Linked DNA regions of Homo sapiens: region 2 is linked to region 1. A link is an interaction called in ENCODE POLR2A ChIA-PET data of the cell type or tissue named here. Cell type or tissue: PC-3. All regions are shown on one strand. Each heading gives the region's core, and the rest is flanking DNA. Links, peaks and the distances in the headings are about the cores only. Region 1 overlaps USP9X (ubiquitin specific peptidase 9 X-linked). Region 2 has its middle 67 kb from the start of MIR1587.

Region 1 (5,383 bases), core at 204-5,203:
AAAGGACACAGTAAACAGATAATATACACACTAATTAAATGAGTAAATGAGATTTTCTATATTTTCAAAAGTCTGGACAAATGCTGTACATAGCCAGTATCCTCCTTTCACATTCCCGAAAATGTGAGAGAAGTCAAAAATTTCAAAAACGACAGTCACCTTTTTAGGGGTTTTTCCCACTCACAGAGTACAGAAACTTTTATTTCTAATTATACCCTCACCTTTCAAATGTAAACTTCATCATACATTTGCCTCACTTAATTCCTATTTCATTCTAATTATTGCATTCACTATTTGCACAAAGCCAACTAACCTAACCAATGAGCACAACCTAATCCAGTAAGGTTTAAGATTCATATCCCTAACCAGTTCCCTCTGTCTCAAGGATATTTAAGACCTCCAGGTAGGCCAGGCATGATGGCTCATGCCTGTAATCCCAGCACTTTGGGAAGCCGAGGCAGGCGGATCACCTGAGGTCGGGAGTTCAAGACAGCCTGACCAACATGGAGAAACCCCAACTCTATTAAAAATACAAAATTAGCTGGGTGTGGTGGCGCATGCCTGTAATCCCAGCTACTCAGGAGGCCGAGGCAGGAGAATCACTTGAACCCAGGAGGCGGAGGTTGTGGTGAGCCGAGATCGCGCCATTTACTTTTTTGTTTTCTGCTCATTCTTATAAAAAGGCAAAATACATCTGAACTTGCACATAAACACAAGATACTGCCGTACAAATACAGCAAAGCTGCTGAAACCAAACTATTCTCAGGCAATACCACCTTGCAATAAAAAGAAATCCCTTTCATCAGCTAATGTACAGAAGTTTGAACCTGACTTAAGGAAAGGAGGTTCAGAGTTGTTAACATATAGTGTATCAAATAGGAGGTCAAGCACAGTGGCTCAGGCCTATAATCCCAGCAACACTGGGAGGCCAAAACAGGAGGATTGCTTGAGGCCAGGAGTTTGAGACCAGCCTGGGAAACACAGTCAAACCCCTGTTCTCTAACAAAAATTAACCAGGTGAGGTGATGTCGGCCTGTGGTCCTACTTACTCGGCAGGCTGAGGTGCGAGGATGCCTTGAACCCAGGAATTCCAGGCTACAATGAGCTATGATTGCGTCACCACAATCCAGCCTGAGTGACAGCGAGACCCCTCCTCTTAAAAAAAAAAATCACTGCTCTTAACTAGGGGCTGGCAAACTATGGTAACAGACCAATTCCAGCCTCCTGTTTTTGTACAGCTCACAAGGTAAGAATGGATTTCACACAGAACGTCTGCAATCAATTTGATGACAGGGAACACTGAACTTTACCCAATAAAGCAAAATACTGTATTACCTCCCCTCCACACACACACACCAAATTGTTTTTCTCATTAGACCTAAGTTATACATAACTGTATTTAATTATATTTTTTATTTCACCAATAAAAATTTTACCCAATGTCCTCAATTTTGCCTCTTAGCCCACAAAGTCCAAAGTATTTACTATGTGGCCCTTTACAGAAAAAGTTTACTGATCCCTGTGCTCTGAACTCCAGAGATGTTACCAAGCAGAGCAACCAAAACTTTGTACACTACACCTCGACCAGAGAGAAAACACTGTTAGGCAGAAATGGGTTCAATACTATACGGTAACTTCCATGCTCTCTGGGGTCCAAGTTAATAATGAGCGGCCTTACTTAGGAGTTCTAAGTAACCAGTTAACAGAAAAGACTAGAAATGAGAGATGTAACCAACAGCCTCAACTTATAACTCTCAATAGCCACCAAAGTCAGCAGGAATAAAATGGACATCAAGGATACTAACAGGAGGCTTCGCCACTCCCTTTTTCCTTTCCACCCAATTCACAGGCTCTGTAGAAGATGGGATCTAATATGCACGATCACCAGCTCAAACTCATCCCAAGGAAAACAATTCCTTTGATTATGGTTGACTAACATGGTGTTCAAAGCTCACATGATTAATAAGAATAAACTGTAGGGTGCCATAAAATGAAGATGAATCAATTCTGTACAAGAGGTTGGAGGTACTGCAAGTTAAATACTGCCCCAGATTTTCCCATTCAGGTAATCAAATGGTTATTATAAACAGTATTATTCTAGGTGCTCTGTAATATACAAAGGTAAAGGACAGAATCCCTGACCTTATTATCCATTACCAGGGAGACAGTTTAATGTTAATTTTATGAGTGACTACAGAGAATTTAATAATTAATGTGATTTGACACATATAGATATAGCTTCATAAAGAAGGTAGTCTATGGCATGCTATCTTGGTCAAGTTACTTCACCTTTCACCTCTTTGAGCCATTTTTTTCATCTGAAAAATGAAGGGTCTGACTAGAAAGAATTGAGATCTCTTCCAGGATTTCTCATTGTAATGAGATTAGTAAGAAAAGTGACTCCCAGAAGTAAAAAGATTTAGCAAAAAATAAGTAAAATAGCAAGAATGTGATAAACTATATTCATCCAACAGTTACTAAATGTCTATATGCCAGGCACTTTCTAGGTGCTAAGGATATTATCACTGACTTAGAATGAAAGCCACTAACCTTAAAGATAGAATTGTGAGGACAAAATTAATCAAAACACCTAAACAAAGTAAATTAAATAGAAAAACACACTGTATAGAGATAATAGAGCATCAATACAGCAAAGGAATGGCAGGAGTAAGGGGTGACACCAGAGTATGTAATTTCTGGTCAAAAATTAACAGCATCAGAAGTACAGCTATTCCTAAAGCCAGTATGCCAAGAATTCCAAAAGAACCTATTTCTACTATACTTGACATTTGGGCTCACTGGAGAAAACTGGAGTTCAGAATGAAATTCTATTTAGTGACAAAAAAAATTCAATTGGCATATACCATAACAAAGTTTTTTTAAATAACAACTTAATCCAATCTCTCCTACGAGGTACATAAAAGAATGCCAGAAAACTAGCACTAAAGACTTTAGAGATCAGCTAGTCCAGCCCACCTCACTTCATATGTTAGCTTCTAGACAACAGTAATCTCTAGAACAGTGCCTAGCACACAGCAGATGCCCCAGAAGTATTTGTTGAACGGATTAAAAAGGAAACAAATGTCTTAACAGATATTAATGTTTATAGTAGAGCTGGAACCGTAACACCGAGAAGGTGCTAAGTGACAATAAATTTGATATATATGTGCACATATACTGTATATAATACATGTGAGTGTGGAATCCCTGTCTCTTCTAGTGTTTGAGCTTTTCACTACATGTTTGTGTTTCAGTCTGGAATTTTTGACTGTGTGACTAACAAAACGAAACTCAAACAAGAGTACTGCTGCCTAATGGTGGAACACATGACATGCAAAGGGTCTCAATTCTCCCCTTTCCCTAAAAGGGACTGCAAAAAAAAACCTCTGGTTACACATCAGACTCACCTATAGAGCAAATATATATTTTGAAAAAGCTCCACAGATGATTGATACACAGAGGTGGTAGAAAATCCTTGTTAGGCAGTGATTGAGAATAAAATTGAAAATCCATTTGCTGCCAAATATAAGATATGTGTGTATACACACGTTGAAGACACCAAGATTTAGCATGAGTATCTTTGAAGAATAAATTTTAGGTAAGCGATCTCATCCTAACAATATACTTTTTCACAAGTTATTCTTTAAAAGTATATTACAATGGTCATCACTTTATAATCCACAATAAATTATAAATTCAATGCCCAATATAGGTAAGTGTTAGAAGTTTTAAGTCTTTTTCCTTATTACATCAACTTTTTTCATGATCCTTATAGTCTCATTTTCTATAATTTAACAAAAAGATCTTTGGGGAATCTTGTGTCACACTAAGAATGCTCATAGGGCCGGGCCCAGTCGCTCATGCCGGGAATCCTAACACTTCGGGAGGCCCAGGTAGGCAGACAGCTTGAGCCCAGCAGTTCAAGACCAGCTTAGGCAACAAGGCAAAACCCATCTCTATAAAAGAGAAAAAAAATACAAATAGCCAGGCATGGGAGCACCTGTAGTCCCGGCTACTCAGGAGACTAAGGGGAGAGGATCACCTGAGCCCAGGAGAGGTGGAGGCTGCAGTGAACCGTGACCACTCCAGCCTCAGTGACAGAGTGAGAATCTGTCTCAAAAAAAAAAAAAAAAAAAAAAAAAAAACCCTCATAGATCCTAAACTCCTATAGGCTTCCCTGCTGCCATGCCCCCACCATGCAGAATTTGGTCCAATGGACCAAGGGGATTAAGAGACAGAAACTCCAAATAAATGTCTGTTATTGTTATTTCATTCGTTCCATAAAACAATTATACATCAATCCCAAAACAACACAAAATTCAAAACGCTTAATCAAAATCAAACTGATTTTGACTAAGACAAATAAAACTCTAAATTCTCAAACTGAGATAACAGAATTTCATGTGACACTAAACGGTAATTTGTGGGATCATTTAAATAAATTACTAGGAGACAAATGCATAGTTTCTACACCTTTTAGGAATGTTGTGTAATATTTTGTCATAAACGCACCAACTAAACTATCACCCTGAGCACGCTGGAAGATATATGGAAGGGGAGAAACCTATTTGCCACATAGCTTTTAACATCTCCCTTGGGCAACCAAGATATTTATCAAATTGGAGACTATCTTGATAGTCTTAAAAACTAAACTATATCTTAACTTACTCTGGTACGAGAAACAAACCAAAAGCTCTAAATGCTTTTTTAAAAATAGCAATCAGTGTCATTTCACTAACATAGCACAGTAGTCGAAGCACCACTGGTTGAACCTGACAGACCTCAGACCCATCGTAAGGCAATAAATGGAAAATGCTTAACAGTGCTGACAGACAATTAATGCTCAAATGATAATCATGCTAATAACTGAAAACAATTGAGAAAAAAATCCATTTTCTTATTTATCCACTTGAAAGTTCTAACAACATGATAAAAACAATAGCCCAGTGGTTTTCAACTCCAAATGCATGTAAGAATCATCCACAATGCTTTTAAAATATACCTTTGCCCAGGCTCCCTATCAGACCAATTAATCAGTCTCTGGGGGTGGAACCCAGGGATCAGTTTTTTTGTTGTGGTTGTTTTTTAACCCCGCCAAGTGATTCTCATGTCCAGTCAGGGTTGAGGTCCAATGCACTAACTCTTTCCCAAATATTAACGTTAAACTCTATGTTAAAATAATACAAGAACTTAGCAATACACAGGATGGCTTTCAAAAACACAGCTCCTAAAAGAACCAAATGACAACTAAAATCCGGTTTTTTCCCTTTTTGAAAAAAAAAAGAAAAACAATTCAAGACTCAGAAAACATACCTACAAGAGGGGAAACATAATGTAGGCTACCATAAAAAGTAATACGTTCTTTCAGAATAAAAATCAACTA
Region 2 (5,383 bases), core at 169-5,168, 1.2 Mb after region 1:
TTTCTACCTTCTCCTTGTCCTGTTGAAAGAAATGGCAAAGTCTGTCCAGTTTAGTTCTGGAGAAAAGGTAAAACAAGGCTGTGTGCGTGCACATGTGCGTGTGCAGAAGTGTTGAGGGCAAAGAGATAGAGCCATTTAATTTTTTTTTAAAAAGCCAGATGAACCGGCAGAACTCGACACTGCTTACTCTATTCCACATTTTATCCGCAGAATAAGAGCCAGAACAAGAGATCCAGGAACATGGGAAATACGGCTGTGGCTGAAGTCTTATCTGGGTTAAAAACCCCAGGAGTGCTCCTCTTTAATTTTTTGGCAGAGCAGGATCAAGGAATCGATTCACTCTGGTTATGCTTCCTACCATTGTTTCTGTGGGCCGTGTTTGATCTGTGTTTCACGTGCAGATCTGCTATCCACGCTCTGAAAGAAATAATATATTCTGCATTGCACCAGGTCAGCCTCAACCATGAAAAACCTTTTTTGGATGATTTCAAAGCCACACATAAGCTCGCGCGTGAACACACACACACACACACACACACACAGACACACCAGCGTGCGCATGTTCACACACACACTGTTTGTGTAAAGGATTAAAAAAGAATGAAAGGCCCAGTTGCAGAACATGACCAGGGTTCCAGACGTGGAGTGGCCAAGGCTGTGGCCCTCACCCGCTGACCTGGGCCAGCCATGTCCCCTCTGAGTCATGTGTGTGCCCCACCCCTGCGGGCAGGGGGCATCCGGACCATTCGATGGTGTGCCTGGTGAGGTTATTATTAGTAACAATGGTTTCCAGTGAAAGAGTAATTTTCACAGTGGAGAAGGCTTCCCCTTCCTTCAGGTCAAAAGCTGAACGGAGACGAAAATGACATTAACCAGTGCAGGATCCTGAAAAGATGAAATGCTCAACACCTCCCAGCTCTAAATTGGACTGGGCGTTTACTAGCGTTTTAAGGGCCAGAGGGAAGTTGAAGCAACTGCCGGGGTAACACACACGTGAAAAATGTGAGGCCAGACAGTCCGGGCAAATAAATAACCCTGTGCTGGCAATAAGAGACGTGCCTGGAGTTTTAGCGCGGGGCTGTAAAAGTTGACAGGAGCCATTTGGACTGAAAACGGCCGTGTGGATAACGCTGCCAGGTTTTGCCAAGCGCCCGGCTGTTGAATACTACAAAACTGAATAGATGAAAAAGAAAACAACAGCCACAAAAGAGAAAAAAAAATTGCAACACGAAACCACCCACGCAGTGTCCACCTACCCCTTCCCCTCACGCTTGGTGCCCTCTCCCTTTGTTTAGATAAGGTGTCCACTGCTGCTGCTGCTGTTGGCCACCAGCCAGCTTTCTGTCTCCAAACTTGGGGCTTCAGCGCCACACAGGAGACACAGCTCTCTGATGCTGCCGGCCCGGGTGTCAGCAGCACCCCGAGGGTCCCTGCGGCTTTGTGTTCCCAGAACGATGATTTGTTTGACAACGGGCTTTCCTTCCAGACTGTTCTTCCAGTCTGGCACAGTGTGTGAGTCTCCAGAGACAGGACAGGGCTGTGGAGTGCCAGAGCAGGCACCTCCGGCCACGGGGTCGGGCCACTGTCTAATTATGATGGCCACATAAAAGAAACCCAGACACAGTCAAAGGCCAAGGAGTGCTTTTGGTTTCATGGACTAACTGAAGCATTTAAGCTCATCAGGCCTGAAAAAGTTAAGTGCAGGGGGAGCAGGACGGACAAGACTGGACTTATTCTATGGCGCACAAAAGATTCTTAATAAGCTCAGAGAAGGGTCCCCCACCGCCGCCACTCACGTCTTTCTCTCCCTGCTTCATTCCAAAGCTTCTGTGTTAGGCAAAGAGACGGCTCCGACAAGCTGCCCGGGAGGTCGGTGAGGAGGCTGTGGGTGAGCTGCTCCCACGAGGTTGAGCAGGGCTGTCCTGGTGAATGACAGATCAGGGCAGTGCACGGTGGTCTCCAGGCAGCCTTGAGCAGCCAGGCCAATGTGGTGCTCAGGAGAGGCAGGATGCAACACCCATTCTGGTCTCTGTTCAGGCTTTCTCTGAGAATTCAGAACTTTTGAATCAGTTTGATGATTAGCCTTCACCCTCCTGAAAGCAGAAGGGAAAGGCCAGAGGGACTGATTTTCTAAGTGGCACTGGAATCAGTTTAGAGGGGCTTTCCATAAGGAACTGTAGAGCTGCAGCGCTTAGGAAAATGAGAACCTTGTCTGTTGGTGAGTCCATCCTCCTTGATCTCCCAAACACTTTCTCCTCCCTTCTCAGCTACGGGGGCACCTGGGGAGAGCTGGGATAGCCTGGTTCACCCAGGACGTCAGAGGTACAGTCTCAGGATGTGAAGAAAGGCTCTGCCCTGGCCTGTCATATCGTGACCAGTTTGATAGATTGTGTTAAAGGCAGGAGTGGTCACCAGGGAGTCAAGAGGCCTAAAGTGGACATTGGCACGGCTTGATCCACCCGGGGCAGAGATGTTGGTTGTGACTTCTGCTTCTTCTTTCTATGACACACGTACAACACTCCCATCACAGACTCAGTTTCCCAGGAACCTCAAAGAGGACGGTGCAGAGGTGGTCACAAGCTTTCCTGCCCTGGGAAAGGAATGCACCCCATTGCCAATAGCTGTGTTGGGCATCTGATTTATCCACCAATCTTCTGAGTTTGGTGACTATGAGTCAGGTTTGGCAGGCAGGTCTGTGCCAAGTATGCTGACCAAATTCTGTTTCTGAGTCAGCTCCTGACTGTGGTGGTTTGCCAGCCTACCTTCCCCTAGCTACTGTCTCAGAGATGGACTCCCCTCTGTCACTTTAGCGAGTCTTGGTTGCAAGGCCACTTTTATTCCTGGTCAGCCCTACCCGCTGCCGTGGTTTTTAACTGGTGCCTCAGGCATGGGGGCAGCATGGGTGGGATGGGGTGGGGTACACTCACATTGGAGGAAAAGCAAAGGAGAAGAGGGGAAGGAGGAGGTGTAAGCCTCATGCACGTTGGTCGGGTCTGGCAGTTGCTCTTTCCGACTTGGAGTCCTGGGGGATCTCCTCTGGAGGATTATGTAATAGGGGAATTGAGATGGGAGAGAGGTCAAAAGCTCCCGTAGAGCCCCTGAATTATAGCCTGTTTCTTGAATTATACAAAATTGATGCTTTAAACCCAAAGGAAACAAAGAAAAAACTATGAGCTATGACAGCTTGCTTATCCAGAAATTACTTGATTTAGCAATCCCAAGTATCTGGAACAACCAAGAAGAACCAAAATATGTGAGGAATTCCCTGTTCTAAGTAGTCATCGTTGTACAAATGCTCGATCCTTTTTCATCAGAACCTCTTTACTCTTATTTCACACACGATTCTAACCAACTAGATGACTCTAAAATTCCTTCAACACCCCCTTTCATTTTTGCTTTTGTTTTGACTCCCATGACTAAAATCAGGAATACAAGAGAAAGAGGAACAAGTTGGAAGGATAATTAAATGAGTTCAGGTTTGGACACAGACTAAGAGGACTCTGGGATACTAAAAGCGGGAGGGAGGGGTTATTATTTTGTTTTTGTTTTCTTTTCTTTTTGTAGAGACAGGCTCTCACTCTGTTGCCCAGGCTGGAGTGCGGTAGCTCACTACAGCCTTGAACTCTCGGGCTCAAGTGATCCTTCTGCCTTGGCCAGGAAGGGATTATGGTCAACAGTAGAGCAAAAGAAGAGATGGGAACAAACTATTTAATAGAAACCAGAACTCAAAGAGGATAGCCGGGTGGGGCCATCCAATGAAGGACCAAAGATACAGAAGGCCTCTTTGTCTTTCAGCAAGACACAGTTGTCGATGTTCTGAGTGAGTGGGCCACCAAGACACACACCAAGTGTGTCAGCGCCATCTAAGGAAATGGGGACATGTGAAATGCAGTTTAGACTTGGTTTATTTAAAAATAGTTATGCTTTTTAAGTTTTGGAGTTTACAGAGGGTTAGCTTTACTTATCCTGCAACTTCATTTCTTTAAAACAACCCATTCTTCCCTGATGCTGGTTAGGTGAGGGGTTAGTGTTTTTCTACTTGTTATGGCTTAAAGATAAAAAAAAATTCTGCTGGTTGCCCAAGAAAATTTACCCTGTCTCACTTGACATGAGAAGGCTGGCATTCTTTTGAATAAGCACGCTTCTTGCATATTGCATTCAAAGCAATGCCAGGCTTCCCATGTCAAGAGAGCTTTCTTTAGTTGGAAAACAATTGATTTGCAGCACTGTTCCCTGGCTTCTAGAAGGGAGGAAGGGTTCTACAATAGGGAGCAGGACATTCCCATTCTCCCTTTGTTCCAGACAATGGGAAGGGGACTCCTTTGGCCTGGCTGCACCCTCACTAGCAGCTTGATGGGTACAGTCGGACTTGCCTGAGTGCTCTCCCTCCCCTTGGTTATGGGTGGCTCTGTAGGTGGCCCTGTAGGTTGGTGTGCACCTTTCTCCTCTCAGAAAGATGGAAGCCACTTTAGGGGTAACATTTTCCAGGCTGGAATGGTCAGCACCAAATTCTACCCTTTCTGGAGTCTCTCTGTCTCTCTCTCTCTCTCTCTCTTTTTTTCAGAGACAGGTTCTTGCTCTGTCACCCAGGCTGGAGTACAGTGGTGCCATCAAGGCTCACTGCAGTCTTGAACTCCTGGGCTCAAGCCATCCTCCCACCTCAGCCTCCTGAGTAGCTGGGACCACAGGCCCTTTCTGCTGGAGTTTGTAGCAGAGCTGGAGGATTGCTTCTCAGGGAACCTTCAGCTCCCTAGACCACACCACTATTTCTGCCTTCTGGCCAGTGTCGCGAGTCCATTTCTGTCAGGATCACTTCTTGTCACTCTGAGTGACAGTCTGTGAGGGTCCTTCCCCTCCCACACACCCCTGAGATCTACTGCTCTGGAGAGAAGGAAGCTACTTTATGGAACATTTATGAGCCTGGCATTTAATAGGCACTGAATGCATATTTGTTGGAAGGAAGGGAGGAAAGCTGGAAGGAGAGAAAGAAAGATGACTCCAGTGGTACAGAGCACTGGTTCTCAATCTTAACTTCATGTTGGAGTCAGCTGGGGGGCTGTAAGATGTACCGATGCCTCTGTCCCAGCCCCAAAATTCAGACTTCTTGGGTCTCAGGTGTGGCCTGGGCGTGGGGTGTTTTAAAAGCTCCCTATAGGTTTCCATGTGCAGCCCAGGTCAGGGACCACCGACATAAAGAGTATGGCTTCAGAGTCAGAAAGAATAGAGTGGCTTTGAGTAGGTTGCTGAAGTTGAGCCTCAGTTTCCTCATCTGTTTTGCAGGCGGTGATAATACCCACCTCATGGTGTCCTTGGGAGAGCAAAGTGAGACCGTAAATACGAAGCAGGGAGCATGAAGCAAATACTCTGGAATGCTGGATGGTAA

The links. ChIA-PET counts read pairs that join two places held together with the same protein. Peaks named below come from ENCODE experiments on the same cell type or tissue, not always from the same donor. Only the 100,000 strongest peaks of a DNase experiment are listed, where the experiment ranks them.
Region 2: POLR2A ChIA-PET joins it to region 1 with 22 read pairs; 2 of 35 experiments call an interaction of 5 or more read pairs at or near these places.

The regions. Positions count from the first base shown.
Region 1 is chrX:41,088,666-41,094,048 of GRCh38, reverse strand. All of the region lies in intron 1 of USP9X (ubiquitin specific peptidase 9 X-linked), which reads right to left. Among named protein-coding and RNA genes, the nearest start is that of USP9X, 5.9 kb to the right of the region's middle. In PC-3, for the core only: no CTCF peak of the experiment used is centred there; no DNase peak of the experiment used is centred there; H3K4me3 peaks cover 2,555 bases; H3K27ac peaks cover 1,841 bases.
Region 2 is chrX:39,901,470-39,906,852 of GRCh38, reverse strand. No RefSeq gene overlaps it. Among named protein-coding and RNA genes, the nearest start is that of MIR1587, 67 kb to the right of the region's middle. RefSeq lists an enhancer at 204-993. In PC-3, for the core only: no CTCF peak of the experiment used is centred there; a DNase peak (open chromatin) is centred at 2,702; H3K4me3 peaks cover 509 bases; H3K27ac peaks cover 2,437 bases.